2 separate regions of the Homo sapiens genome follow, and region 2 is linked to region 1. A link is an interaction called in ENCODE POLR2A ChIA-PET data of the cell type or tissue named here. Cell type or tissue: PC-3. All regions are shown on one strand. Each heading gives the region's core, and the rest is flanking DNA. Links, peaks and the distances in the headings are about the cores only. Region 1 has its middle 43 kb from the start of GPR37L1. Region 2 holds the start of IPO9 (importin 9).

Evidence for each region. ChIA-PET counts read pairs that join two places held together with the same protein. Peaks named below come from ENCODE experiments on the same cell type or tissue, not always from the same donor. Only the 100,000 strongest peaks of a DNase experiment are listed, where the experiment ranks them.
Region 2: POLR2A ChIA-PET joins it to region 1 with 28 read pairs; 2 of 35 experiments call an interaction of 5 or more read pairs at or near these places.

The regions. Positions count from the first base shown.
Region 1 is chr1:202,071,963-202,087,448 of GRCh38, reverse strand. No RefSeq gene overlaps it. Among named protein-coding and RNA genes, the nearest start is that of GPR37L1, 43 kb to the left of the region's middle. RefSeq lists cis regulatory regions at 309-320, 11,027-11,466 and enhancers at 243-387, 1,269-2,028, 2,029-2,788, 11,338-12,185, 14,833-15,332. In PC-3, for the core only: no CTCF peak of the experiment used is centred there; a DNase peak (open chromatin) is centred at 10,368.
Region 2 is chr1:201,828,248-201,843,733 of GRCh38, reverse strand. It overlaps IPO9 (importin 9), which reads right to left and starts at 14,577. Exons shown (of 24, transcript NM_018085.5): 1 at 14,362-14,577. The coding sequence starts at 14,524. IPO9-AS1 (IPO9 antisense RNA 1) reads left to right here and starts at 14,175. Exons shown (of 3, transcript NR_046696.1): 1 at 14,175-14,783. RefSeq lists enhancers at 4,339-4,633, 14,278-14,487, 14,499-14,793, 14,950-15,463, 15,464-15,486 and a silencer at 14,538-14,777. In PC-3, for the core only: no CTCF peak of the experiment used is centred there; no DNase peak of the experiment used is centred there.

The DNA.
Region 1 (15,486 bases), core at 6,164-14,163:
GAGAACAGCTGATGTCCCCCAAACTCATCTGTTCTCACCTACTGCCTAGTCTGTCTGGGTCCTCAGTCTGAGATCAAGAGGCCACTCATATATTCCTGATGGCCCCCAGCCCTGGACTCCACCAGTTGCCTCCCAGGGGAACATCCCTCCCTCCCTCCCCCATACACACCCTCTGGCTCCCTCTGCCAGGGTAGCAGCCAGCCATGGCCGGCCTGAGCAGGACTGGGTTGGGAACATCTCCAGCCCCCTTCATGGCCCAGTGTCAGTTTCAAGCCCTTCTGGGGTGGGAGGAGGCTAGGGTGGGGCTGCCAAAGTCAATACAGCCTGTCTTCACGGGCAGGGACCGGTTTGGCACCTGCAGGCCTGGTTTCCAGCTCACATGCTTGAGTCTTGACCTCTCCTGGGGTCAGCTGGAGTTCCTCTCCCTCCAGTTCTCCAGTCTAACGTGTCTCTGCCTCTGCCCTGCAGTCTGGTCATTGCTGTTCAGGACCATAGACCCTCCTGCCATTCCCCACCCCAAACTCCAGACCAGCCCCTAAAGAGCTTTTACCCTCACACCCTCTAAACTTACACCTAAAATGGAAACTACCTACTACAGACACAACTGATGGTTACATTAACGTGACTTTGCTAGTCCATGGTCTTCATTAGCATAACTTTATTATTCCAATAGACTCCGCCCAGGTAAAAGACCTGATTGTTCACTAGGGGAACTTCCCACAAAACCATCAAATCTTCAATGGAAGCATCTACTTTGAGCTTGCTTCCTAACATTGTTTGAATCCCTTGTCTCAAAAATCCTGGCCTTGATGTTTGTACCAATTCTTGACTGTGAAATGGCGATCCTTACCCAGTCCTAATCAAAGCCCCTGCACTGCAAGATCCATCTTAAACCAAACTTCCAACAACCTTACCTTCCCCACTTGGAGAGACTGCCAAATCTCTGTCTCCCTCACCAAGGTGAGCAATAAACTGTGCTTTGTGATATCAGTAGATTGTACTAGTGATTTTGAGGAGCTGGCATTTAACACTTTCTACTTACCTTCCCCCTAAAATGAGCCATTCTGGTCTCCACAGGTGCAGCCCCAATAAGATCCCAAACCTGGCCTTCATCCTCCTAAACAGATGTGTTTCTGGAATTTCTCAGGGTCAAGCCAACTCCCTGCACTATGGCTGCCTCTGACTGGGAGGCCAGCCTAGGGCCCAGCCCACGCCTCCTGACATGTGGACAGAAGGAATGGGAGGCAGGGAAGGGGCTGGATTTAACTAACAAATGGATGAGGGGGGCAGAAGCCCTCACCAATCCAGACTTCTCTCCCAAGCAGGAAAGGGGAGCAAAGCAAAGTCCTCACGCTCTCCAACAGTCGGATTTGTTTTGCAAACTCTGAGGTCATCCTATGTTCAGGCCCCAGGGAAACTGTGAGGGCTGGGGGGAGGAGGAGGAGGCAGCTCCACAAGGGACACACACTGCTGCATCCAGACTCACTACCTCGTCCCCATCCCAACGTGCCCCTTCTTCATGCCTACTTCCAAATGCTCTCTAAGTTCTAACTCCCACTCTGCACAGCAAATCCTGCTCCCTACCCTGCTGCCTGTTTGATAGATGTGGAAACCTGCCAATGAGGAGCCAGCCCTTCCCCAAATGTAGGGGGGCACTAGATACCCCAACATCGGCCTCGACAAAGATAAAACTGCATGCATTTTGAGCATGAGGCTGGAGCAATTCAGAAAAAAGCCCCCTTTCACCCCTGTCTGAGGCCCCTGTGCCAGCAGCGGGACATCATTAATGCCCTTTGCCCATCATGGGCAAGCTCAATGGGAGCCAGGCAGCTGCCTCACCCAGCACTGCCCTGCCCCTACCCCCTTCCCTACCCGGGGTGGGGCTGTCCTTCCTCTCCCCGAGTGCCTCCTGGGGCTCGGGTCCCAGGGCTATACAAAGAGTCCTTTGTCTGTGCTGGAAACAATTGTTCTCCCCTTTATGGAAACATGGGCTGTGTCTCATAATCAAGCCTTCAGAGGCTGGATCAAAGTGCACTGCAGCTTGGGTGCTGGGGATTATGTAGTTGCCCTCGAAGCCACTGACAACCTGTCATCTGCTCCTAATCTTTACCTGTTCCAAACCCACTGAGAACACCATTTCTTCCATGGGCTGGGCCTGTGTGAGCCCTTGGAGAGGGAAGGGAGCTGGGGGGGACAGGAGGAGGACCGGGTGGGTCTCCCCCTCCTGGCACCCAGGGCTCAGGTTACAGCCCCTGACAACACAGCATTGGGTGTGAACGTGCAGGGAGGCACTACCTGGTGAGAAAGGGAGGTGCCTGATTTGGCCCAGGGCCACCCCCCATCTCCGGGATCTTCAGTCAAGGGGGGAACCACCCTTCAGACTCACAGGGGCCTCTTCTCCCTATTTGCTTTGGCGTGGAGTGAATCTCTGCCCAGAGACACATGGGACGGGGTCCCTGTTCTGCCCACAGCTCTCTAGCCCTCTGCCTGTCACCACCCAGCCCCTTCCCACCTCGCGATTCCTCCTCCTCCTCCACCTTGTGGCCCTCCCCACCGTCCCCTGCATCGCCCACACAGGAAAGACTGGCTGGCTCCACTCCCACGTGGGCCTTCCCTTCTCCATCAAGCCAACGTAACCAGGCCTGGAGGCTGAAAACATGCAGGCTCCAGACCACAAACTCCTCCTTTGCCTCCAAAAACATATCCACACACCTTTTCCAGAACGCAACAAAAACAAGTCCTAAATCACTCACCTGGAGATTAAAACCAAGTCTGTCCTCCAAGGTTGGAGCCTTTCTGGGCTAGTGCTACAATCGGTGCACAAAAATCACATTATTAGAACTGGACAAGCTCTTAGGGACAAATTTAGGGGCTTGTGAACCTGTTCCTCTCAGTCACACGCAAAGTTTTGTGCACCAACTCATTATTCTGGAGGTATCTATAGATTATGTTGGTATTTCTTTTTTTTTTTTTTTTTTTTTAGACGGGGTTTCGCTCCTGTCGCCCAGGCTGGAGTGCAATGGCACGATCTTGGCTCACCACAACCTCCGCCTCTCCGGTTCAAGTGATTCTCCTGCCTCAGCCTCCCAAGTAGCTGGGACTACAGGCATGCGCCACCACGCCCAGCTAATTTTTGTATTTTTAGTAGAGACGGGGTTTCACCATCTTGGCCACGCTGGCCTCGAATTCCTGACCTCATGATCCACCGGCCTTGGCCTCCCAAAGTGCTAGGATTACAAGCGTGAGCCACCACACCTGGCCTGATTCTGTTAGTATTTCAAACATAATTTAAGAATCGGCCTTGGCCAGGTGTGGTGGCTCACACCTGTAATCCCAGCATTCTGGGAGGCCAAGGCAGGCGGATCACCTGAGGCCAGAGTTCGAGACCAGCCTGGCCAACATGGTGAAACCCTTGTCTCTACTAAAAATACAAAAATTAGCCAGGCGTGGTAGCAGGCGCCTGTAATCCCAGCTACTCAGGAGGCTGAGGCAGGAGAATCACTTGAACCCGGGAGGCGGAGGTTGCAGTGAGCTGAGATCCTGCCACTGCACTCCAGCCTGGGGGACAAGAGGGAGACTTCGTCTCAAAAAAAAAAAAAAAAAAAAAAAAAAAAGAATCGGCCAGGTGCGGTGGCTCATGCCTGTAATTCCAGCACTTTGGGAGGCTGAGGCGGGTGGATCGCCTAAGGTCAGGAGTTCGAGACCAGCCTGGCCAACATGGTGAAAACCCGTCTCTACTAAAAATACAAAAATTCACCCAGCATGGTGGCGCATGCCTGTAATCCCAGCTACTGGGGAGATTGAAGCAGGAGAATTGCTTGAACCTGAGAGACGGAGGTTGCAGTGAGCCAAGATCGTGCCATTACACTCCAGCCTGGGCGACACGAGCGAAACTCCTTCTCAAAAAAAAAAAAAAAAAAAAAAAATCCATGTAGTCCAGTCCATATCCTTTTACAGATGGGGAGACCGAGCCTCCGAGTGAGAAAACTTTTGTTAGGTCTCCTAACCCCCAGGCCACAGACAGATCCCTGCTCTTTCCTGTGTAGCTTGTCTCCCTGCCAGCAATCACCCACAGGGGTTCCTGGCTTTTTGCAAAGATCACCGTTAATTCAAATGTCTGGGAGACCCCGTCCTTCCCCGGAGGAAGCTTACAATCAAGCGGAAGTGGAATACGTAAGAACTGACAAGCCAGTGATGGCTGAAGGTGGCTGACCAGGCACAGTGGCTTACTCCTGTAATCCCAGCACTTTGGGAGGCCTAGATGGGTGGATCACTTGAGTCAGGAGTTTGAGACCAGCCTGGCCAACATGGTGAAACCCTGTCTCTACTAAAAATACAAAAATTAGCCAGGCATGGTGGCATGCGCCTGTAATCCCAGCTGCTCAGCAGGCTGAGGCAGCAGAATCACTTGAACCCAGGAGGCAGAGGTTGCAGTGAACCGAGATCACGTCACTGCACTCCAGCCTGGGCAACAGAGCAAGATTTTGTCACAAACAAACAAACAAACAAACAAACACACAAACAAACAAAAAAGCTGATAGCCCGGGATATGAATAAATGCAGAGTTCAATGCAATGCACTGAGATAGCATCAAAAGCAGGCCTACTACAAATACACATGAAAACTAGTCTTCCCAGGCCGGGCGGTGGCTCACTCCCGTAATCCCAGCACTTCAGGAGGCTGAGGTGGGCAGATCACCTGAGGTCAGCAGTTCAAGACCAGCCTGGCCAACATGGCGAAACCCCGTCTCTACTAAAAATACAAAAATTAGCGGGGCATGGTGGCATGCGCCTGTAATCTCAGCTACTCAGGAGGCTGAGGCACGAGAATTGCTTGAACCTGGGAGGTAGAGGTTGCAGTGAGCCGAGATCACACCACTGCACTGCAGCCTGGGGAACAGAGCAAGCCTCCATCTCAAAAAAAAAAAAAAAAAAGAAAGAAAACTAGTCCTCCCAAAAAGGCAGTCCAGGGACCTCTGTCCCACCTTCAGGTCTGGCTGGCTGTGGGACTGTGGGGTCAAGGCTGGCCCGCTGACCAGAACAGAGCCCCTGACTGGGCTTTGGTGTGCGTCCTGCCCCCAGGAAATTAGTGTTCTGTTCAAGAGACAGGACACAAGGCCCCCCGACAGCAGCCAGAGAGTTCAAACCCTCCATGGCTCTGCATCTTACCTGTAAAAGCCAAAGTCCTACAAAAGCCCGGTGCTATCTGCCCCTGCCCTAGACTTCATCTCCACCCCCGCACCCTTGGCTCTGTTCCATCTGCACAGGCCCCCTTGGCTTTCCTCACAGGAGCCGCACATTCCAGCTGCTGGCCTTTATAAAGGCAGAAAAGTGTGATCACTTTTCTCACCCACCAGGAGGTTAACAAGAGAAAACGTAACAGATTTATTTAATCAAAGTTGGGTTTTGTTTGTTTGTGTTTGTTTTTCCTCACTCTGTAGCCCAAGCTAGAGTGCATGGTGGGATCTCAGCTCACTGAAGCCTTGACCTCCTGGGCTCAGGTGATCATCCTACCTCAGCCTCCCGAGTAGCTGGGACTAGAGGTGCACACCACCATGCCTGGCTAATTTTTTAAATTTAATTTTCATAGAGACTGTGTCTCACAATGTTGCCCAGGCTGGTTCAAGCAATCCTCCCACTCAGTCTCCCAAAGTGCTAGAATTACAAGTGTGACCCACTGGGCCTGGACTATTTGATCAAAGTTTTATGTGTTCACAACCAGCCTGGGCAACATAGGGAGACCTCATTTCAATAAAATTTTTAAAAAATTTTGAGACAGCCTTCAGAAATGAAGACCCAAAGACCTGGGGAAAACTGTCTGAGTTTATGCTTAAAGGTTGATGAGGAATGGTAGCTGTGTAGAAATGTGATTGGATGAAGGGGTATGATCTAATGCTCAGTGACTGAGAGAGGAAACAGCAAGGCCTGTCTGCTTGATTCTCCTTGGCTTCTCTGTGTAACCTTTCTTTCTTTTTCTTTTTTGATATGAAGTCTCACTCTATTGCCCAGGCTGGAGGGCAGTGGAATGATCTTGGCTCACTGCAACCTCCACCTCCCAGGTTCAAGCAATTCTCCCACCTCAGCCTCCTGAGTAGCTGGGATTACAGGTGCATGGTACCACACCCGGCTAATTTTTGTATTTTTGGTAGAGACAGGGTTTCACCATGTTGGCCAGGCTGGTCTCAAACTCCTGACCTCAAGTGATCTGCCCGCCTTGGCCTCCCAAAGTGCTGGGATTACAGGCGTGAGCCACTGTGCCCAGCCTGTGTAGCATTTCTTCTTCCTAGGCATGAGGAAGGACCCCTCTGGGATGAGGGTCTTTAAGGGAGAAGGGAGAGAGGGAAAATGACCTCTCTAGGTTTTGCTTTCTGGGAGAGGGATTCTAGTTTCTATGGCCTTGGGGAAGAGGAATTCTGGTTTCTGTGACTTGCCTTGAAAGAGAAAGGTGAGCAGCAGGGCAGGAGGTCAGAGAGACTCTGCTTCCGAGGCCTTCCCATCTCCTTTAGTTCAAAATACTCAGCATGCCTTACTTTGGGGAATTGTGTTCTGAGCCCTGCCTGGAAGTCTCTTCTCTGAGGTGGTTCCACAGCTCTATCCTCAGGCCAGCACTGAAACCTTCTCTTAACCAAAACATCTGAGAGGAGAACACATCGAAGCCTACCCTCACCCGTTTCATCTCCATCCTTTTCTTTCTTCTGCTTTGTTTTTCTTCAGGGAACATATCAGCACCTGACATAATTGTGTGTTTCATTATTGTTAACTGTATTTTTTTTCAGGTTTTTTTTTTTGAGATGGAGTGTCGCTTCGTTGCCAGGCTGGAGTACAGTGGCGTGATCTCGGCTCACTGCAAACTCCGCCTCCCGGGTTAAAGTGATTCTCCTGCCTCAGCCTCCCGAGTAGGTGGGACTACAGGTGTGCGCCACCATGCCCAGGTAATTTTTGTATTTTTAGTAGAGACAGGGTTTCACCATGTTGGCCAGGATGGTCTCGGTCTTTGACCTCGTGATCCACCCACCTCGGCCTCCCAAAGTGCTGGGATTACAGGCATGAGACACTGTGCCCGGACTTTTTTTTTTTTTTTTAAGTAGAGACAGGGTCTCCCTATGTTGCCCAGGCTGTTCTCAAACTTCTGGGCTCAAGGTATCTACCTACCTCCACCTCCCAAAGTGCTAGGATTACAGGTGTGAGCCACCACGCCCGTAACAATAACCACAATAATTGTTGTTAATTGTATTTTGATTGTCAGTTGCTCCAAGTAGAATATTAGCCTCATGAGGACAGAATTTTTTTTTTTTTTTTTGGAGACAGGTTTTCACTCTGTCACCCAGGCTGGAGTGCAGTGACACGGTCTTTGCTCATTGCAGCCTCAACCTCCCAGGCTCAAGTTATCCCCCTGCCTCAGCCTCCTGAGTAGCTGGGACTGCAGGCAGGCACCACCACGCCTAGCTAACTTTTGTATTTTTTGTAGAGACAAGACTTTACCATGTTTCCCAGGCTGGGAGGACAAGATTTTTGTGTTTTGTTCTCTGCTGTATCCTCAGTGCCTAAAACAGCACACAGTAGGAATTCAATAAATATTTCAATGACTATTGTTGAAAGAATATAGGAGGCCGGGTGTGGTGGCTCATGCCTGTAATCCCAGCACTTTGGGAGGCCGAGGTGGGTGGATCACGAGGTCAGGAGTTCAAGACCAGCCTGACCAAGATGGTGAAACCCTGTCTCTACTAAAAATACAAAAAATGGCCGGGCGCGGTGGCTCACACCTGTAATCCCAGCACTTTGGGAGGCTGAGGTGAGTGGATCACGAGGTCAGGAGATCGAGACCATCCTGGCTAACACTGTGAAACCCCGTCTCTACTGAAAATACAAAAAAAAATTAGCTGGGCATGGTGGCGGGTGCCAGTAGTCCCAGCTATTTGGGAAGCTGAGGCAGGAGAATGGCGTGAACCCGGGAGGCAGAGCTTGCAGTGAGCCGAGATCGTGCCACTGCACTCCAGCCTGGGTGACAGAGCGAGACTCCGTCTCAAAAAAAAAAAAATACAAAAAATTAGCCAGGCATGGTGGAATGCACCTGTAATCCCAGCTACTCGGGAGGCTGAGGCAGAGAATTGCTTAAACCTGGGAGGCGGAGGTTGCAGTGAGCTGAGATCGCGCCACTGCACTCCAGCCTGGGTGACAGAGCAGGACTCTGTCTCAAACAAAAAAAAAGAAAGAAAGAATATAGGAAAAGGGGGCCAGGCATGGTGGTTTATGCCTATAATCCCAACATTTTGGCTGGGCGCGGTGGCTCACGCCTCTAATCCCAGCACTTTGGGAGACTGAGACGGGTGGATCACAAGGTCAGGAGATCGAGACCATCCTGGCTAACATGGTGAAACCCTGCCTCTACTAAAAATACAAAAAAAAATTAGCCGGGCATGGTGGTGGGCGCTTGTAGTCCCAGCTACTTGGGAGGCCGAGGCAGGGAGAATGGTGTGAACCCGGGAGGCAGAGCTTGCAGTGAGCTGAGATCGCGCCACTGCACTCCAGCCTGGGGGACAGAGCGAGACTCCATCTCAAAAAAAAAAAACAAAAAAAACCCCAAAAACCAACATTTTGGGTGACCAAAGCAGGCAGATCATATACGGCCAGAAGTTTGAGACCAGTCTGGCCAATATGGTGAAACGTCATCTTTACTAAAAATACAAAAATTAGCCAGGTGTGGTGGTGCACATCTGTAATCCCAGCTACTCGGGAGGCTGAGGCAGGAGAATCACTTGAATTGGAAAGGCAGAGGTTGCAGTGAGCCGAGATCGCACCACTGTACTCCAGCCTGGGTGACAGAGCAGGAGTCTTATCTCAAAAAAAAAAAAAAAAAAAAGACTATATGAAAAGGAATATTAGATAAAACACATGGCCCTAGTTTCCCCATATGGAAAATGGGAAGGATTAAACTGGATCTAAGATTCCATCTGTTTCCAGGAGTCAGGCAGGCTGTGCTGGGGCGGCCTGGTTGGGCATGGAGGTGGGGCTGAGAGGGACAGTTTCCTCACAGGCTTCAGAACAAGCCTGTATGTGACTGGCAGGGTGGGGCAGGGCGTTGGGGGAGGGGCGATGGAAGGACTTTGCTAAGGATCTATCCAGAAGACTTCAGAATTCCCTGAATGAGGCAGGTCCAGATGTGGGCAGCTTCAGGTCAGGGCATGGGGGCCCTTCAAATAAACAGCAGCAGGCCGGGCGCGGTGGCTCACACCTGTAATCCCAGCACTTTGGGAGGCCGAGGCAGATGGATCACCTGAGGTCTGGAGTTCGAGACCAGCCAGGCCAACATGGTGAAACCCCATGTGTACTAAAAATACAAAAACTTAGCCAGGTGTAGTGGCGGGTGCCTGTAATCCCAGCTACTCAGGAGGCTGAGGCAGGAGAATCGCTTGAACCCAGGAGGTGGAGGGCCGAGATCGTGCCACTGCACTCCAGCCTGGGCAACAAGATTGAAATTCTGTCTCAAAAAAACAAAAACAAAAAAACTCCAAACATTTGCAGAGCACTTCCCACAGGCCACAGCCTGTCTGACCTTTCCAGACCAGTAAAGCAGGCCATCCCTCCAGCTCCTTTCCTCAAGGGCCCTTCCAGCATCATTCGGGTCTCAGGCTAAATGTCACTTCCTTGGAGTGGGCTTCTCTAATCACACCCTGTCACCCTCTAGCAATCATCCTATTTTAATTTCTCACATAGCACTTGGCATTCCCTGTGGATTCTCTGGTTTGAGGTCTGACTCCTCCATTTGAGTGGAAGTCCCATAAGGGCAGGGTCTGTCTCCTTCACCACAGCATTCTTCACCTGGGGCAGCACCCAGGGCAGCACCAGAAGACAGGTGAAGAGAAACCCTGTTTTATAGCTATGAAAACAGAAGCACAGAGGCTAAGTGTCTGGCCCAAGGTCTAACAGAGAGTCAGTACCAGAGCCAGCATCCATCCTCCCATGCTGACCCTCCTGCTCACCATGCCTGTCTCTCTGCCCTGGCTACCACATGGCAGCCAAAGTGAGTTTTTCTTCTTCTTTCTTTCTTTTTTTTTTTTTGAGATGGAGTCCTGCTCTGTCGCTAGGCTAGGGTGCAGCGGCACAGTCTCGGCTCACTGCAACCTCCTCCTCCTGGGTTCAAGCGATTCTCCTGCCCAGTCTCCCAAGTAGCTGGGATTACAAGTACACACCACCATGCCCGGCTAATTTCTGTATTTTTAGTAGAGACGAGGTTTCACCATGTTGGCCAGGATGGTCTTGATCTCCTGACCTTGTGACCCATCCGCCTCAGCCTCCCAGAGTGCTGGGATTACATGCGTGAGCCACCGCGCCCAGCCCAAAGTAAATTTTTCAAAACATAGACCAGATTCCTTCTGACTCACCTTCCTGTGGGTTGGTTTTCTGCATATCATCATCTCCAGACTTCTTATCTAGGCCTGTCTGACTGTCCTCATCAGGCCTCTGCCCACCATCCTCTTCTCTCCAGCTTCTATTTAACCCCCAGATCATGCTCACTCCTGCCCCAGGACCTTTGCGCTGGCTCTCTCCTCTCCAGGAAGGTTTTGGCATGGCTCATTCTTATCCCCCAGGGTATTTGTAGGAAGGTCATCCTGACCACTCTAAAGCCACCCTGTGCTGTCCCCATAGTCCCTCCCCACCACAGCCCTCTTAGACTTTCCTCCATTGCACTCAGCACCCACTACAATTATTGATTTATCTTTTGTCTCCGGCTACCCAGAACACAGCCCAGTGAGAGTAGAGACCATGCCTGGTGGCATCCTCGGTGCATCTCCGGTGCCCAGAATGGTGCCTGGCACAAAGTGGGCACTCATAAAATATTTGTTAAATGAATGGATGCAGGAGTGAATACATTTGAGAAAAAGAACCAATGGGCAGGAAAGAAATGAGGTTGGAAAGGCAGGGCTGGGGGCTGAGGGTCATTTCATAGAACAAGCACAGAGGCCTGCAGGCCCAGGCGCGGACCTCAGGAGAGATGCACAGACTACCATTAAGAGACAGTGACACTGAGGTTCCTCGCGGTGCTGGGAAGTCTGACTTGAGAGTACAGTGCTGGTTATGATTATAAACTGGCAAAAGGCAAACAGGCGAGACTGGTGAGCTTAACCCAGTGCATCTCACTCCTCTTATCAAATTTCTCTGAAGCTGTTATCTCTCTGGACTTCAAACAGCTGCCTCTTATCTTCAGCCCAGCCCAAGCAGTTATCAGGTTCTAGAATAACAGCTTTCCAGGCTGCTAGGAGCAGAGCCCAGTGCCAGGTCTCCAGCCTGGCGTGAGGAAGGCCAGAGTGTGTCTTCCCTGCACTCAGCAGGGCCTATTCACTCCCAGTCCCCAGAGTCCCTCATCACAGCACAGGAAGGGTGGGAGATAGGCTGAATCTCAATGAAGCCACTTTGGGTAGGGGCGGAGCAAAAAAAAATTTCTACTCACAGTTCCACCAACCTGTTAAGGGACTGGTCCTGAGTCTCCTCTTATCACCTGAGCCACAGGTTAAAGCCTTAAATGGGACCCCTGGGACCCCAGAACATGACCCGGATGTCAGGCCTCCTCTGAGAATATCCCAGTCCGCAGCACCCTTTAGTGCCAGAAGAGAAGTTTACCGGAGAGAAGTAGGCCCTCCTATGTGCCTTGGTCTACTCTGACCTAAGAAATCACTCCTCAGCCACCCAGGACCAAGTCACCTTCAGAACTTTGAAGCCAGATGTGTGAGAGGGAGACTGAGTCACTCTGCAGGACAGATCAGGCCCTCAGGGTTCTGCCTCCTCACCATCCCGGCAGGACGCAGAGCTCCAGCAAAGTCCAGGAGGCCACAGGCTGACATCCACCTGGCCTCACTTCATACCAGGTGGTGCACTGGCCCAGGCCCCATAGACAAGGGACAGCCAGGGCCCTCCCTACACCCTGGGGTAGGGGCAGGAGCCAGGGCAGGACAACGGGCACAGCATGACATGCCCTGAAGGACTTGTGCCTGCTGCCTCCCACCGGTGCCCTCCCTCTGTTAGCTATAGAGATGTGTGTAAGTCTGAGCCATGGGAAGGCTTCCTAAGGCATCTTTAGAAGCTGGCCAGACCCCTCACTTCCTGACTTCATTCCCCCTTGAAGCAGGGGGTGCCAATAAGGAAAAAAAGCACATACAGAAGTGACATTAGCAACAGCATGTCAACACCTGTGCAGAGCAGTTTATCAGTAAACAAAGGCCAGAGCACAGGGCAGAGAGGGGAGCTTGGACTTGACCCTGTGGACAAAGGGAAGCTGTGGTGGAGCTTTAAGTAGGGGGTGGACAGCACCAGATTTGCATGTTTGAAAGACCCTCTGGCTATAATGAGTGGGGAGGAGCCACAGACAGAAGGGACAGACTTGCAGGAGGAGCTGTTAGCAGTGCAGGAGAGAAACTGACCATTTGAGAGAGTCCTCAGTACGCATGTATTTTCTCAATATAAAGACACTGGTTCGGCCAGGTGCGGTAGTTCACGCCTGTAGTCCCAGCAATTTGGGAGGCCAAGGCAGGCAGATTACTTGGGACCAGGAGTTCAAGACCAGCCTGGACAACATGGCAAAACCCTGTCTCTGCTAAAAATACAACACTTAGCCAGTCGCAGTAGCGCATGCCTGCAGTCCCAGCTATTCAGAAGGCTGAGGTGGTAGGATCGCTTGAGTCCAGGAGGCAGAGGTTGCAGTGAGCCAAGATTGTGCCACTGTACTTCTAGCCTGGGTGACAGAGTAAGACTGTCTCAAAAAAAAAAAAAGACAGTGGTTCGAGACCAGCCTGGGCAACACATAGTGAAACCCTGTCTCTAAAAATAATTAAAAATTAGCTGGGTGTGGTGGTGTGTGCCTGTAGTCCCAACTACTTGGGAGGCTGAGGTAGGAGGATTGCTTGAGCCCAGGAGGTTGAGGCTGCAGTGAGCTGTCATTGTGCCACTGCACTCCAGCCTGAGCAACTAAGAAAGACCCTGTCTCAAAAAAAAAAAAAAAAAAAAAAAAGCACTAGACCAGGCACAGTGTCTCACGCCTGTAATCCCAGCACTTTGGGAGGCCAAGGTGGGCAGATCACGAGGTCAGGAGATCGAGACCATCCTGGCTAACACGGTGAAACCTCGTCTCTACTAAAAATACAAAAAATTAGCCAGGTGTGGTGGCAGGCGCCTGTAGTCCCACCTACTTGGGAGGCTGAGGCAGGAGAATGGCATGAACCCGGGAGGCGGAGTTTGCAGTGAGCCGAGATCGTGGTACTGCACTCCAGCCTGGGCAACACAGCAAGACTCTGTTTCAAAAAAAAAAAAAAAAAAAAAAAGACACTAAAAGCCAAATTCCAAGCATGTGGAAGCTCATCAGTTGTTTTTTTTTGTTTTTTTTTTTGAGATGGAGTCTCACTCTGTCGCCCAGGCTGGAGTGCAGTGGTGCAATCTCAGCTCGCTGCAAGCTCCACCTCCTGGGTTCACATCATTCTCCTGCCTCAGCCTCCCGAGTAGCTGGGACTACAGGCGTCCACCACCACACCCGGCTAATTTTTTGTTGTTTTTAGTAGAGACAGGATTTCACCGTGTTAGCCAGGATGATCTCGATCTCTTGACCTTGTGATCTGCCTGCCTCAGCCTCCCAAGTGCTGGGATTACAGGCGTGAGTCACTGCGCCCGGCTCATCAGAAGTTTTTAACTGTTTTTGAAAAAGTCTTCATCCTCCAAAAGGCTGGGAAGGCCTCCATGTATAGGTAACACCCAAGCCCCTTCCTCAGGCCTCCAAAGCCTTCCAAGATGGGGCCCAGCCTCATTCTCCAATGCTGTGCCCTTGTTTGCACCCCAGTGTCCAGCATGAGGCCTAGCCCCCTTTGCCCAGGTAACCACAGTGACCCATGCCTCCATGCCACTGTGCAGGCTGTCACTGCTGCAAAGCATTCCCCACTCCGTCCTGTGTCTTGTTCAACGCTCAGCACAGCACCTGGCCCATGGTAAAGCTCTCAATCAATATGTGTTTTACACACAGCAGAGGTAATCACTCCCTCTACCTCCATGCGGAGTACACACCTCTAATATCGCACTTACGTTGCTCGGCAATAGCCTGTTTACTTGACATGTCCACTCAGACGGCGAGCTCTTTGAGGGCTGGGACTCTTTCATCTTTGTGTCCTCACTGCCTGGCACACAGTAGGTACTCAATAAATGCTTGTTGAATGACTGCGTAAAACCCATCTGAAGCTTCTCTAATCACTTCTGAGAAACCTTAGTACATCTATGGCCCTCTTTTTTTTTTTTTTTTTTTTTTGAGACAGAGTCTCGCTCTGTCGCCCAGGCTGGAGTGCAGTGGTGTGAGCTCGGCTCACTGCAGCCCCCACCTCTCGGGTTCAAGTGATTCTCCTGTCTCAGCCTCCTGAGTAGCAGCTGGGATTACAGGCGCCTGCCACCATGCCCAGATAATTTTTGTATTTTTAGTAGAGACGGGGTTTCACCGTGTTGGCCAGGCTGGTCTCGAACTCCTGACCTCAGGTGATCCACCTACTTTGGTCCCCCCAAAGTGCTGGGATAACAGGCATGAGCCACTGCGCCTGGCCAGGCACCTCCTGTATCTCCCTCACCACACTGCTCTGTAGCCCAGCAGTTAATCCAGGTACCTCAGACAAGTCCAGGTCCAAATCCTGGCTGCACCATTTGATGATGACCTAGCACACCCCTTGAGCCTCAGGTTTCCATTTGGTGTCCATATTCCATTAGGGAAGTGGAAGAATGCAATCAGATAATTCATGGCAAGAGTTTGGCAAATGTCAAATAAATGCCAACTTTGTTATTCTGGCCTCACCCACAGTTTTCTCACTCCCAGAATCCTAAAGCCAGCCGTTTAGTGCCTCAGAGACCTTGCTCTTAGAGAGATAAGATGCCCTAGGTGTGGCCAAAGAATAAGAAGGTCCAAAGTGAAGATAACATTTTAAAAAATGTGTAGAATAGAATGAGTAATAAGAAAAGGAAGGCTGGCCAGGGTAGCGACAGAATCAGGAGGGACCTTGAGGCTGCCTGGGAGTGCCTGTGTGTATTGGCGTGGCAGAGCCAACCGTCAAGGTCCGGCACCGGCCCGCCCAGCATCTGGGTTCTGCTGCAGCTCTTCTGGCCAAGGCTGGGTGGCCACTTCTCCCCACACCGCTCAAGGGTTCTCCTTCCTCAGCTAACTGGCTCTCCCCACAAACATGCTGTGAATTTCCTGGGGTTGCTCTCCAGTTAGGGATTGAGAGGCCTTAGACGTGAAGGGCAAAAATGTCATTAAGAACCCAGACTGGCCGCCTAGCATATATGGCATTCCCTGGGCCTCATCGTTCTTTTTTTTTTTTTTTTTTGAGACGGAGTTTCACTCTCGTCACCCAGGCTGGAGTGCAATGGCGCGATCTCGGCTCACTGCAACCTCTGCCTTCCGGGTTCATGCGATTCTCCTGCCTTAGCCTCCTGAGTAGCTGGGACTACAGGCAGGCACCACCACGTCCAG
Region 2 (15,486 bases), core at 3,092-11,091, 240 kb after region 1:
GCCTCAGCCTCTGGAATAGCTGGAATTGCAGGAGTGTACCACCACGCCCAGCTAATTTTTGTATTTTTCGTAGAGACTGGGTTTTGCCATGTTGGCCAGGCTGGTCTTGAACTCTTGACCTCAAGTCTGCCTGCCTCAGCCTCCCAAAGTGCTGGGATTACAGGTGTGGGCCACCACACCCGACCAAGAATATATTTTCTTAAAAAGTATTTGGCTTTTGTCCTTGGTTCCTGAAGTAGCTCCTGAAGGATAAAGGTGAAAGACAGTCTCTTCTTACTTACAAGATACTTCTTTCTGTCTTTTTTCCCGCACATCACCTCAACTTTCCTTTTCTTTTTTTTTCCCCCATTCCCCTACCTGATGCAATGGTCTTAGGACCAGGGCTGCAACTACATGTGCTGGAAGCAGGAATGATTCCTAGGCAAGAAATTCTAACTACGTATTGTAACTTAGGTCAGAATTCCTAATGGACTGATGGGAATGGGTTGTGCCTTCACCCCATCCAGCAAAATTGGGGCTAACAGTTAATACAGCTATATTGCCTGACAGTAAAAATAGCCCACTAGTTCTGCACCTCTGTAACCTAACCCTATCTGAAGGGGGTGCACTGAGGAAGAGGTACTTGCTAGACTAGTATTGTTGCCTGCAATCTAGACCATCACAGTGGCTGATTGTAATGCTCCTTCCAAAGGTGGAAAAGTTTGGGTACTTATTAAGAGAGAAGAAACAGTAGCTCAGAGGAAAGAAATGAATAAGTGGATTATGAACTGAGAGGATTCCAATATCACATTAACACCTCAAAAGAGGCTCAGAGCAAGAGATGACATTGCTTCTTAGCTCAATTATATCAAACTCATGAAATGGTAAAGTTCTGTGTTTGCTAAGACTACTTCTGCTTTTGCAACCTCACAAGAATGAAAGGAAGCCTGCCAATCTGAGCAGCCTCACCCTGGGAGACACTCATACAATATGATGAACTAGACTATTAATTATTGAATGGGATTCTAGTAATGTGGCAGTATCTTTTGAGTTGGACATCCTATTGACATAAGGGATCAGGGTTCGAAGACCCAAGGGCGGACTGTGATATTGTGAAATATGTATTTGGTCTTCTACTTCATTTCCTGGCAAACAGCTCCTAAAATCCTCAGAAACTCCAAAGTGATGTCTTTTTGTATGCTAATAAGCTGACTTGATAGCTGGCAGCTCCTAGGTAGCTTCAGGATGGGGGCTGGTCACTGGAAATATCTAGGCAGGCTTAGAGGGTTGGGACTTTCATCCCCCCATCCCACCCTCTGACAGGGTAGAGGGGCTGAAGGTTAAGTTGATCATCAATGGTCAGTGGTTCAATCAATCATGGTAGGGTAATGAAACCTCCATAAAAATGCCAAAGAACACACTTCTGCATTCCACCCTTCCAGACCTCATCCTATGTATCTCTTCACCTGGCTGTTCATTTGTATCGTTTCGAATATCCTTTGTAGAAAAATCTGTAAAAGCATTTCCCTAAGTTCTGTGAGCTGCTCTAGCAAATTAATCAAACCCAAAGAGGGGAGTCCTGGGAACCCCAACTTGAAGCTGGTCTGTTAGAAGTTCCAGAGGCCTAGACTTGCAACTGGTATCCAAGCAGGTGGGGGCAGTTTTGGGGACTGAGCTTTCAATCTGTAGGATCTGATGCTATCTCCAGGTAGACAGGTTGGAATTGAATTGGAGGACACCCAGCTGGTGTCCACTACAGAACTGACTGCTTGTTTGCTGGTGGGGAGAAATCTCCACATATTTTTGAGATCACAGAAGTCTTCTGTGTTGACTGTTGTAGTGTGAGAGCAGAGGAAAAATGGTTTGTTTTTCCTAATATTTATTTATACCTATATGAACTCATAAGTATTTATTTTATTCTGTGAGTTTTAATCCAATACTATCTTATTTTTTTTGTTGCTCAAATTGTTCCAGCTTTGGCCACTGGAACTCCTTCCAATTAACTCCTGTGTACTTCTATACATCCCCATTCTTTATCAAGCACTTCCTTATTTTTTGAATACACAAGATATTCTATACTTATCTTGTATTTTCTCTGTCCAAGCCAAGATATCAACTTCTCCTCCAAGGAACCCTGCTGTCTTTTAGTGGAGAATTATATTTAGAAACCAAGATGTGAGCACTAGGTATGTTCATTGCTACAGGAGTATCACTATTCCTAGGCGTTCTCAGAGAACAGAGCTAGGAAGTACAGTATACCTAACCATATAGCCATCCATCCATTTATCATACTGACTGATAGCCCAGATGCCAATCCAAACCTCGAGGTTCATTCTACTCTTCCCTTATTTGTAACTTCTTTCTCTAACAGTGATACACTTGGCTCTCATCATCTATACTTATTTTTTCAATCTTAAAATATAAAGCAATTACAGAAGTATTAATCCATACCTTTGTGAAAAACACACCTATTAATTGAACTACAATTTTGGTGTATAGTTTTTTTAACTGTAACCTACATGATGCAGTCAAATACTATTTTACTATTTGTAAATACTATTTTACAAAGTTACTTAGGTTAGTTCTTCCTCTCACCTAAAAAGTTATGTTATTCATTTGTAAAACATTTAGGTTCATTTGTTACTACTTCTGCTCCATTTTTAGTGCCTCCCTATTGTTTGATTTTAATTTTAATTATTTATTTATTTTTGGTATGTGAAACATTACCATGATTCTCAGAGTCAAAGCTATACAAAAAGGAATATTCCAAGAAGTGCCACTTCTTCCTCAACCCTATTACCTTGTTTTCATTACCCACTTCTTTACAACTATTCCCCACCCACTACATGCAGGCAGGTAACCAAAATCAGTTTCTGATTTTCTTTCCTGTATTTCTTTTACACAAATGAGCAGACACATTTTTTTAAATATTCCCTTCTTGTTTACATGAAAAAGAGTATATTACAGACACTCTTTTGCACTTTGCTTTTTTTCAGCTAACATTATATCTTGGGATTTCCAAATCAGTTCAAAGAGATTCCTGAAGTTCTTCTCTACAGCTGCATAATATATGTAGATATACCATATGTTATTCGTGTGCTCTCCTCTGTATGGACAGTTAGTTTTTTTCTAATATTTTGTTTTAATAAAAATGCTGCAGTGAATAATATTGTGAATATGTATTTTTGAAATGTTGAAGATGTCTTCAGCATAGATTTTCAGAAGTGGGATTGTGGGTCAAGAGGTAAGTGCATTTGTGGAGCTACTGGGTGTGATCAAATTTTCCTTCAGAAGGATTGCACCAATTTGTACTCCTACCAGCAATACATAGGAGCATCTTTCCAGTCTTGCCAACAGAATGTGTTATCATATTTAAAATTTTTTGGCCAGGTGTGGTGGCTCACACCTACAACCCCAGCACTTTGGGAGGCTAAGGCAAGCAGATCACTTGAGCCCAGGAATTCAAGGCCAGCTTGGGCAACATGGTGAAACACCAAAATAGCTGGGCACGGTGGCTCATGCCTGTAGCCTCGGCTACTTGGGAGGCTGAGGTGGGAGGGTCACCTGAGCCCAGGAGGTTGAGGCTATAGTGAGGAGGGACTGTGCCACTGCACTCCAGCCTGGGCGACAGAGTGACACGCTGTCTCAAAAGTAAATAAAATAAATTTTTTTGTCAGCCTGACAGGTGATAAATGGTTAATTCAATGTTGTTTTAGATTATATTTCTCTAACCACAAGTGAGTTTAAACACTTTTTGTATGTCTGAGTGTTGTTTTGGTCCTTTGTTCCTCAATTTTTAAGAATTCTTTATATATTAAAGGTATTATCCTTTTGTCTGTAGTATACATTGTGGGGAAAAAAATTCCTCCCAGTTTGCCAGTTGTCTCTTGATTTTTTATGTGGTGTTTTTCCCATGTAAATTGTAAAAAAATTTTATGTAGTCAAATTTATCAATAAAATATTTTCTTTTATTGTCTCTGGATCTTGAGTCATATTTAGAATCCCTTTCCCTATGTCAAGTTTAAAGACAAAATCACCCATGTTTTCCTCTAGTACTTGTATGATTTAATTTTTTCTGTTTAGACTCCTAATCATTTTAGAGTTTATTTTTAAAAAATCTAGTGTGAGATATGGGTCTAATTCCAAATGGCTACACAGTCATAGCAGCACTTTTTTTTTTTTTTTTTTTTTTTTGAGATGGAGTCTTGCTCTGTCGCCCAGGCTGGAGTGCAGTGTCATGATCTCGGATCACTGCAAGCTCCGCCTCCCAGGTTCCCGCCATTCTCCTGCCTCAGCCTCCCGAGTAGTTGGGACTACAGGCACCAGCCTGGGCAACATGGTGAAACCCCGTCTCTACGAAAAATACAAAAATCAGCTGGGCGTGGTGGTGCGTGACTGAAGTCCCAGCTACTTGGGAGGCTGAGGCACGAGAATCACTTGGGCCTGGGAGGCAGATGTTGCAGTGAGCTGAGACTGAGCCACTGCACTCCAGCCTGGGTGACACAGCAAAATCTTGTCTCAAAAAGTTTCCTCTAGGCTGGGCGCAGTGGCTCACGCCTGTAATCCCAACACTTTGGGAGGACAAGGCAGGTGGATCACCTGAGGTTAGGAGTTCGAGACCAGCTTGGCCAACATGGTGAAACCCCATCTCTACTAAAAATACAAAAATTAGCCGGGCGTGGTGGCGGGCGCCTGTAGTCCCAGCTACTTGGGAGGCTGAGGCAGGAGAATCGCTTGAATCCAGGAGGCGGAGGTTGCAGTGAGCCAAGATCATGCCACTGCACTCCAGCCTGGGTGACACAGCAAGGCTCCATCTCAAAAAAAAAAAAAAAAGTTTCCTCTAATAGGTTCTTACACATTTCCTAAGCATTTACTTTTTTGTTGATACTGTAAATTGGTTTTGGTTTTTAAAAAACCATTACGTCCTCTAACCTTTTATGGTTTGTGTATGTGAAAGCTATTGATTTTTATATTTTATGTCCTGTTTTACTGAATTCTTAGATTCTTAATTCATTCTTATTATGCCTTTAAGCTGCAGTTTTTGATCCACTCCTATGGCACCTATTGTTTCACTCAGGAAAGTGGATTTTTTTTTTTGGCATGACCGCCACAGAAGAAGCCACATTCTTTCTGAAAGAGTTATTAAATGATTAAATCACAAGCAAACACTTGAAACTTGCACAATCCCCCTACAGATACTGCAATCCATTCTAATTCTTAGGATTAATTTGGTTAGTACAGACTCTGGTTAAATCTATAAAACCCATTTGTAGCAAGAGAAGAAACAACAGGTATCTACAACCCGAAGATATGGGAGTCAACTATCAGAACTGATTCTAAAACACAGATGAGTCAGATAATTCAGGAACATCTCTTGGATAGCAATGTTCCAGTTCAATGGAAAAAAGCACTCTAAAATGCACATGTGAAATCCATTTAAAGGAGAAAGACAACTAGTAAGGGCATCCACAATTCCTTTGAGTTCAGATACTTAGTGTGATAATGGATGATACTTAGACTTCATGGCTTCAAGTCTGCTTAGAATGTCACTGTCCACCCAGGATTGGCCTCCCTGGACATGGTGAACCAATTCTGGTGTGCCTTATGTAACTTCCTTCACAATAATCTACAAGCACATTCACAAATTATCTGGGACATAACAGCATTTCCTTTTTTTTTCTTTTGAGACAGAGTTGCACTCTTGTTGCCCAGACTGGAGTGCAATGGCGCAATCTCAGCTCACCGCAACCTCCACCTCCCGGGTTCAAGCGATCCTCCTGCCTCAGCCTCCCGAGTGGCTGGGATTACAGGCATGTGCCACCACGCCCAGCTAATTTTGTAGTTTGAGTAGAAATGTGGTTTCTCCATGTTGGTCAGGCTGGTCTCAAACTCCCAACCTCAAGTGATCCGCCCGCCTCAGCCTCCCAAAGTGCTGGGATTACAGGCATGAGCCCCCGTGCCTGGCCTAGTATTTTCTTTTAAGGCATGATTTAAATAATTTTTCCATAGGTCATTATGATTTGGACTTTTAATGTTCCTAGCAAGAGCATAATTTTTGGATCATTACTACAGGGACAAACTAAAACAAGATCAAAATGAAGAAATTCTTCAATATACAGTGTGAAAAGATACTGAGGAATGAGACTTTTTGAGAAGGGTTTGAAACTTAAGACTTTAAGCTTAAACAAATCTGAACAACTGTCCTTCCAATGAAAGCACTGATATTCATATAGCTGTAGGGTAATACTGAGGCTCACAGCTCACAAAAGGGAAAAAGAACCACACATTTTCCATCAGTTCACTCTGGCACTGATCACAGGAGTCATTAGAGCATGAAGACCAGGCAAACTTTACACATAGGTCCTATCACAGCTTAAGGGTCCTTTCTCATCAACCAGAGAATTCCAAGTCTTTTCTCTTCAGAGAAAAGCTTAGCATGAATATATTTTTTCCATATCCCTGCCAGAAGGATGCACTCCAGTGATGATCACAGTAGCTAGAAGCTCTTCACTCTAATACAGTAATAAGTTAATCATGTCTGGTAACCTATCAAAGATCATATACAAAATTCCACTAACCACCTTGCTTCACACATCACTGAGACTGGAAGGGATGGTGAGAATAAGAGATCATCAGAAGATTAAGACCAACGTAGGGGCCAAAAACCCAAGTTAGCCAAGGGATCTGTACCTACAACAAGTATTTTAAGATGGACTCCTTCTAAAAGCTAATTTCTTTCACGCATGAAAGAAGCAGCATTAAAGTTCAAGTAACATATATTTGCTCAAAAGCAGATATATAATGGCAAAGAAAATCTTCAAATAACATCATCATTGTTAACTAAAGACAAATTTTAAAATAAAATAGATGAACAGATTTCCTTCTCTACAGACCCCTACAGTTTCAAAAATTATGACCACATGTCCAACATGACCACATGTTTCAAAGCCTCAAAAATTCAAAGACAAAGAGCTTATTTGCATTAGGTTATAGGGGGATGAAAGAGGGAAAATACAAAATTCTTTTACTTAACCCAATTTATTCTGTCTAGACCACATACCTACTAGAAATACAAGGATATCACTCACCATTTAAGAGTGTCATACCCATAATACTTTAGTTTACTTAAAAGCTATATAAATAATTGTTTCCAAGGAGTATGATGTTGATGGTAAACTCCGTGCTATAAAACCGATGCAAAATTAGCTGGGTGTGGTGATGCACACCTGTAGTCCCAGCTACTAAGGAGGCTAACATGGAAGGATCACTTGAGCCCAGGAGTTTGAGGCTGCAGTGAGCTATGATCACACCACTGCACTCCAGCCTGGATGACAGAGCAAGACCTTGTCTCAATTAAAAAACAAACTAAGAAACAAACTAATGCAAAGAAGGAAAAGCCAGAAAATAATTCTAAAGCTCTTGGCCTTATTTTAAATCTGATCAACACATTTGCTCCTATCCATTGGTTTCTGTTACGTAGTAAAACCCTACTTACAGATTTTTCACTTAACAGAGATACAATATTTTTTGAAATACAACTAAGTATATTTGTTAAAAAAAAAGTACGTGTGTGTGTGTTGGGGGACTTCTGGTTTTACTGATTGGTGTCTGTTTTTTTTTTTTTTTTTTTTTTTTGAGATGGAGTCTTGCTCTGTCACCCAGGCTGGAGGGCTGGAGTGCAGTGGTGTGATCTTGGCTCACTGCAAGCTCTGCCTCCCGGGTTCAGGCCATTCTCCTACCTCAGCCTCCAGAATAGCTGGGACTACAGGCGCCCGCCACCACGCCTGGCTAATTTTTTTGTATTTTTAGTAGAGATGGGGTTTCACCATGTTAGCCAGGATGGTCTTGATCTCCTGACCTTGTGATCCGCCCTCCTCGGCCTCCCAAAGTGCTGGGATTACAGGAGTGAGCCACACTGTGCCCGGCCTGGTGTCTTTAACACAATGTCTTTAAAAATATGAGAAAGAATAGCCTAATAACTTACTCTGGGATGATGAAGGCAGGGAAAATATAAGAAACACAGACATAAATATCCGCTTTATTTTGCTTTGCTTGGAAACGACTGTTTAAGATTAAACTAACATTCAATCTATGAAGTTGAGCCAAAGGGCAACACTGCCAAGAGGGCTATATGAAGTTGTTTTCTAAAGCTATTTTTGTTAGGAAATTTAATTTCTCTAGTTCCCTTTCCCATGGTGAAATAAGGACAGTTCATTCTGTTAATCTGGGTTTTCACCCTGACTCTAGATTCTCCTTAATTATACCTTTATTCCTATCCAAAATGGCATCCTTTGACTTCCTAAGAAATCCTCTGCCCTCTTTCATTCTCTAGTCTCATTCTCTTTTAGTCTTTTGCTTCCCTCTCGTTATCCTTGCTCCCCTTTCTCTCTTATCACCCCATATGGCAAAAACATTATCTATCTAAAACTTGGTTTAGAAGGGAAAACCCAAAGGAGAGCATGGAGGATAAAGGATCACTTAAGAAATACATGCTATTGGTCTGAAGGGTCTCCTAGAGAGACAAGACTTGGCAGTACTTTGACAGTCAACTAATAAGAATTGTGAACAGGGATTGTTGGAGAAGGATGCGGTTTTGAGTAGACCCCCTGGACAAGCCCCCTATTTCTCATGGGAGTTGGTAAGCACCACAAAACCACAGCTGAAAGGAAAAAGAAAACTCCACCACTGGCCTTTTTCCGAGCGTGGCCGCCTTCCGCTCGGCTCAGTGCCCGCCACATGCCCAGGAGTGCGTCTGGATCCTTGAGGGGCGCCCTTCGCAGGTGGACAGTGCTTACGCTATACTGCAAAAGAGCCAGAAAAGTGCCCATGAGAACCAGAAAGCAAACTTCCAGCCAGCAGGATCATCTCTCTAGGCATCTAAGATGGGGAAATCAATACAGGTATCTCGGCAGCATCTGAATGCCAGGAAAGGTGAGGGAGAGATAATTTCCCCCCTCCCCTGTTCAACATAATGGTGGTAGAAGGGAAGAAAAATGTATTCTCTGTGACTTATCTACTGGGAACTAGACAAGGCCAAATGATAGGGGAAATGTCATCATTTGTAATAGGCAAAAAAGAAATAAGCAAAGAAGAAAATGTCCTAGGGTCTAAATCTAGTTATGTAAGAAAGTCTGTGCATGCTGGCACGAAGAATTAAAGCTTCTGAATGAAAGCAACCCATTCCACCACTTGGATAATGCCATTCTTAGAGGAAAAGTAGAGAAAGAAGTAGAAAAAGAGGGAAAGAACTTCATTTTAAGATATAAAAAAATAAAGCACGAATACACCAAAAATAAAAGGCTGACATTCTCAAAAGATGGTAATTCTCATGATCTCACCGTAAGTCAGACAAAAACAAAAGAAAAAGAGTTGATGAAGCTGAGTACAGAATATGAGACTTTGACGTAAGAGATCTTCGGTGGTTCATAACCTCTCCAGTCTTTTTAACTACTATGTTTGTAAAGTGCTTAATATGAACCTGCCTATTAAACAAAACAGAATTAGAAAGCATGCTTTAGACTCTTAGCAGTGCAACAAAAAAAAAAAAGAAAAGAAAAGTTTTTTTACTCTAACGAATAAAAAAACTTAAAAAAAATTTTTTTTACCCTATTTAGGTAGAAGTAAATTTCCTACAAACCTGATCAAACTCAAAATCTCAATCCTCCTAAGAAAAATGAAAGGGGCCAGGTGTGGTTGCTCATGCCTATAATCTCAGCACTTTAGGAGGATCACTTGAGGGCAGGAGTTCAAGGCCAGCCTGGTCAACACAGCAAGACCCCATCTCCAGAAAAAAACTAAAAAAATCAGCCAAGTATGGGCATGTGCTTGTAGTCACAGCCACTTGGGAGGCTGAGGTTGGGAGGACTGCGTAAGCCCAGGAGTTAGAAGCTGCAGTAAGCTATGATCACACCACTGCACTCTAGCCTGGGTGACAGAGCAAAACTCTGTATCTTAAAAAAAAGAAAGAAAGAAAAATGAAAGGTTAACAATTATCTGCAGAATACTGTACACCATAATAACTTCCAAACTTTCAAGCAATGTTCTTCTCAATTCAGGATGGGAGTGCTATCTGATGAAGGTGGTTACTGGCATCATCTCCTTATCTAATTAGCCCTGTTAAATAGACTTTAAATATTCAGAGAGGTTTGCTGGGTTTCTTCCAGATTCCAAGTGACTAGCAAAAATAGCAAGCACAGGGGCTCAAGAAAATCATTCCAGCCAGGCGCAGTGGCTCACGCCTGTAATCCTAGCACTTTGGGAGGGCAAGGTGGGTGGATCACCTGAGGTCAGGAGTTCGAGACCAGCCTGGCTAACATGGTGAAACTCCATCTCTACTAAAAATACAAAAATTAGCCTGGCGTGTTGGTACGCGCCTGTAATCCCAGCTACTTGGGAGGCCTAGGCATGAGAATCACTTGAATCTAGGAGGCGGATGTTGCAGTGAGCCGAGATCATGCCAATGCACTCCAGCCTGGGTGACAGAGCGAGACTCTGTCTCAAAAAATAAAATTAAAAAAAAAAAAAAAATCATTCCAGGACACCAGGCTGATGAAGTAACCTATCTTATCCTTTTCAGATTGACACGCTACATGAATCAAATGGATCTCTCACATACACACACTTCCTTGGCTTAAGAGAACAGGTGCCCATTCTGGAAAATGTGATAATTAATTATAGGCAATTTATTTATTTATCAGAAAATATCAGCTGGTACACTAAATGATCAGGACTACTCTAGGCTCCAGCAATCTTTATTTTCTAAGATAACTGCTTCTTAAAATCTCATCTATAGTACAATTTGGTCACAGCATGTCAACTTCTCTTGCCTGTCCTTTTAACAGGGAGTTGACAATTGACCTGTGTCCTTTCCCCATAAATTAGATATTCTTCCATTTAATCTTCAAGACAAGGGATCATCACCTGGTAGCCAAGGAAGGTAACAAATGTTTTTGGCAAAGGGAACGGACCAGTTAATCTTAAAGACCATGTGGGATCAGTCTCCTATGTGATGGACTAATAAACAGCTCACAAAGACAGTGTGGTTATTTGAGAGGACAGAGGGAGGACTAGATCTGGTTGTCACCTGATCCTGGGCCCCATGGAACCAAAAAATGATCAAAAGATTACCAGAACACAAATAATAATAGACACCAAATCCCAGATTTCTCATTAACTTCAAGTTTTAAGAGTGTTTCCGGCCTGGCCGGTTGGCTCATGCCTGTAATCTCAGCATTTTGGGAGGCTGAGGTGGGCAGACTGCTTGAGCTCAGGAGTTCAAGATCAGCCTGGGCAACATGGCTAAACTCCGCCTCTGCTAAAAATACAAAAATTAGCCAGGCATGGTGGTGCATGCCTGTAATCCCAACTACTTGGGAGGCTGAGGCACGAGAATTGCTTGAACCTGGGAGGTGGAGGTTGCAGTGAGCTGAGATCATGCCACTGCACTCCAGCCTGGGCCCTGGACCACAGAGTGAGACTCGGTCTCAAAAAAAAAAAAAGTGTTTCCTAGAATCAGAAAACAAGGTTCCTTCTACCAGGGTAAAACTAAAATGTGGGCTGGGTGCAGTGGCTCACGGCTGTAATCCCAGCACTTTGGGAGGCCGAGGCGGGTGGATCACCTGAGGTCAGGAGTTCGAGACAACCTGGCCAACATGGTGAAACCTCGTCTCTACTAAAAATACAAAAATTAGCCAGGCATGGTGGCAGGTGCCTGTAATCCCAGCTACTCGGGAGGCTGAGGCAGGAGAATTGCTTGAACCCAGGAGGCGGAGGTTGCAGTGAGCCGAGATCGCACCACTGCACTCCAGCCTGGGCGACAGACTGAGACTCTGTCTCAAAACAACAACAACAACAACAACAACAACAACAAAAGCAAAAAACACTAAAATGTGAAGCAACACCAAAGAAGTGGAAAGTAGTTTGCAAGAATGGCTCATCTTGCTCTGTAGGGCATTCTAATAGGAGGAACCATGTCCTGCCAGTTTCATCAGGCCAGATAGTTGGCTAAATCCCGGCTGGAAAGCTGGGTTCTATGTTTTCATGTAAAGAAGGGTTGAGGCTGGTAAAGAAGCAGCTACTATATTGCACCATGTTCAGAAAACATCTGAGAGATTCAGACAGAGTTTAAGGTGGGAGGTACTCTGAACCCAATGTCAAAGATAACTTGTTAAAGGCCACAAGAGGAAGAAAGCAGACCGCATCTGAGGGAATGGACCGCCATTCTCCACCTTAAAACAGGTACAGAAGGGGGTAAATCTCTATAGTTTTTTTGATAGACATTAAGGAGCCAGACTACTTAAAAGACACAAGCAGCCTCCAAAGGGTCCGAAGCATTGCACTAAACTCCAGAGACTGATCCAACCCTCTAACCAAATCCAAAACCTGAGTCATATGCTCTATTACTAGATCACCAATATCAGGTCACTGCATCGATGCCTTTCCATACTTTTCATTCTCATAGTCTGCCCAACAGCACATTACCAGTAAGTTATGGGGGTCGGGGGGCAGTCGATCTATTTCTCATCAGTGACTTAGATCAAAATTCTGTACTTCTGAAATTTAATTTTTCACTTAAAGGCTCAAAAAGATGCCAGGTGTGGTGGCTGAGGCCTGTAATCCCAGCACTTTGGGAGGCCTAGGTGGGAGGATCGCTTGAGTCCAAAAGTTTGAGGCTGCAGTGAGCCATGATGGCATCACTGCTCCAAAGTCTACACGATAGAGCGAGACCCAGTCTCAAGAAAAAAAAGATGAATAAAGTGAGGAATCAGAGTTTCAAAAAAGACCTCGAGAACTTTATAATTGACTTTGCCCAGATGAGACCATGGCATTTGGCTAAAGTTGAAAAGATCAGAGCAAAAGTGGAGTTGTTGTAAGACAGTTTAAATACAAGTCAAGGTCCACCTTTCATACAAAGGTGCCAGACATGCATTTGGAGCACCAGGAGCACTGGGTACCACTCAGGGAAGGTTTAGTTAAGATGAATTTGCACCAGACTCTCAAGTTTTATTCAGGTGACAACTTGAATGTGATGAGGTTCCTTTGCTTTGTCACTCTTCCTTCCTCATACTCAAGGGGGACAGACATTAATGTGCATAAACGAATTTTATTTAGAAGCCGCTAAAAATTCCTTTAGATTAGTTTATACATGGTTCTCAAACAGCTTTCTCCTAACCAGTGGTTTCTCCTGTATAGATCTGATATTTTATAAAACAATGACAATTACAAGTGGGCCTTCAAAATGGTCCTTAGCCTGTTAGATCCCAAATCTTAACATATTTCCAACAGAAGAAAATTTGTTTTCAACAGCTCTTTCATACTGTGAAAGAATGTAAACTAAATTTAAGAGAGATTTGTTCTAAATTCTTTTCAATAGAAATACGTCCAGTAGGAGAGCTAACTGAAGGTTTTGAATATGATGGGTGTGTGATGGGACAATTTCCCATATCTCTGATGAAGTATTTAAGTGGTGGTGGAAATATTCCTGAGTTGGGAGATTCTGAGGATTTGGAGTTCCAGTGAAGCTCTGACCAGATATATTTCTTACACAAAGACCAAGAAGATTTCTCCTCCTGTTTCTGGATTAAATTGTTCTTTGTGGTAGCTACACTGGACCCGGTGAAAGGCTCACGCGGCAGGAAATTGATAGAAAATCTCGAACCAATGGTTTATTTTCTTCTCCATCACTTTAAAGCACACAATAGAGGACGGAGACAAAGAATCAAAAACAAAGGATGATCAGTTCCTCCAAACAGAAATGCACAAAGGTATTTAATAAGGGCAAATTATTTTTAAAATAAACGTTAAGTATGGTCAGGACAGTGAAGCAATCGCATATGCATTTAATTTCTGGGAAAACACGAAGAGTACAAACAACTAGCTAGGTTTATAACTCAGAGGCAGAAACTTGTTTGATGACATCTATTAAGCTTTGATAGCCGCCTTTTCGAGGCCCTACCCTTCACCACTCCTACTAATAGCTCCCCCTACTCTTATCCCAGTACAATCCAGCTGGTGAAGAGAACAGCGAAAGACTTTGGTCCTGGACTCAAAAAATATTTCCCCGACCGCGCTACTTCCTCCAACAGCACCAAGTCTAGCTCCATCTCCGTCCCCTGCAGATTCTAGGCTCCATCTATCTTTTCAAGTCTCCACCCTCCCTCCCCCACTCCCAGGCTCCACCTCCCCCGACCCTATCCTTCAGGCGCGCCTCTCCTCTCTCGGACTTTCACAACCACCAGCGACATCAATCTCTCGCTTCCTGCTCCACTTCTCGGCGCCCACATCTCCAACTGGCTCAGGCTCCCCATGTCCCCAGCCGGTACGGAGCTGCGGTCAGCGGATTGTGCGGCTGAGCCATCCTCGTGACGGTCCCGCCTCACTCACCCTCCGTCACCTCCAGCACCTTAATCTGTTCTTCAGCAGCCGCCCGCACCTCCTGTACTGGGGATAGGATCCCGGTGAGCGTATCCACTAACGCTTCCTTTAATCCTTGTGCCACTGGACCCGGCAGCCCGGAGGCCGCACCAGCTGCCGCCGCCGCCGCCATCTTTTCTCCCCTCAGCCCGCCAGCCCCGCGGCCGGGACCCGCCACCGAATGACGGCCCCCGCGCGCGGCCAATCCGCGAAGCCGCGCCTGCGCACCAGAGGCGGGCGGGAGCGGGCGGAGGGCGGGGAATGAATCTAAGCCTCCAGAGACAGCGCCTCCTGCTGCCTGAACGAGAACTGCACCTTTCTCTGCAAGGATCTCTGGATTTGTGTGAAAACTGAGCCCCAGACAGGTTAAGGGGCTTTCCTAAAGTTGCACAGTAAGTTAGCAATCTCATTTGGAATAAAGTTCATGATATATGACTTTATATTCATGCATCTTTCAGGTGTTAGGAGAGAGGAGGCGGGATGGGAATAGATGTAGAGGGCTTTAAGGAGAGAGGTCTGGGTCACAAATAGCCCCTATTTTAAACCACATTCTTTTCCCCCCAAACACTGAAAAAAAGTTGGCTCAAGTGACTCTCTTCATCTTAGCCTCAGGAATCCAAAGAGGGGGGAAAATAAACTAAAGCAAACTGGGAAGTGGAAGTGGGAAAACCACGGCCCAGTCCCTTGGTTTTCCAGCCTAGATGAGCCCAACCTCAAAGCTGGGAAGTGGCTGGGCAGGGGAGACACCGGCATGTGAAAGGGAGTTTCTTCCAGAGTGAGTGTTGTATGTGACTATTTGAGAATGAATCCTATTTGTTGAAAATGTATAAATTTTTTTCCCTGAGAAATTATGGCTGGACATTTAAGGGGTGCGAGAACAAGAGCAGTTTGATGATATGGTTGTCAGCAGCTGGTCGTGGGAAATGGCCTACGGTGCAGAGCCGCTCCTGAATAGCGGAGCAGGTGGAGAGGATGAGCGCTCCAGTGAGGTGTTAAAAATGCAGGGTGTGGCGAGGCGCAGTGGCTCACGCCTCTAATCCTAGCACTTTGGGAGGCCGAGGCAGGAGGATCGCTTGAGCCCAGGATTTCGAGAAC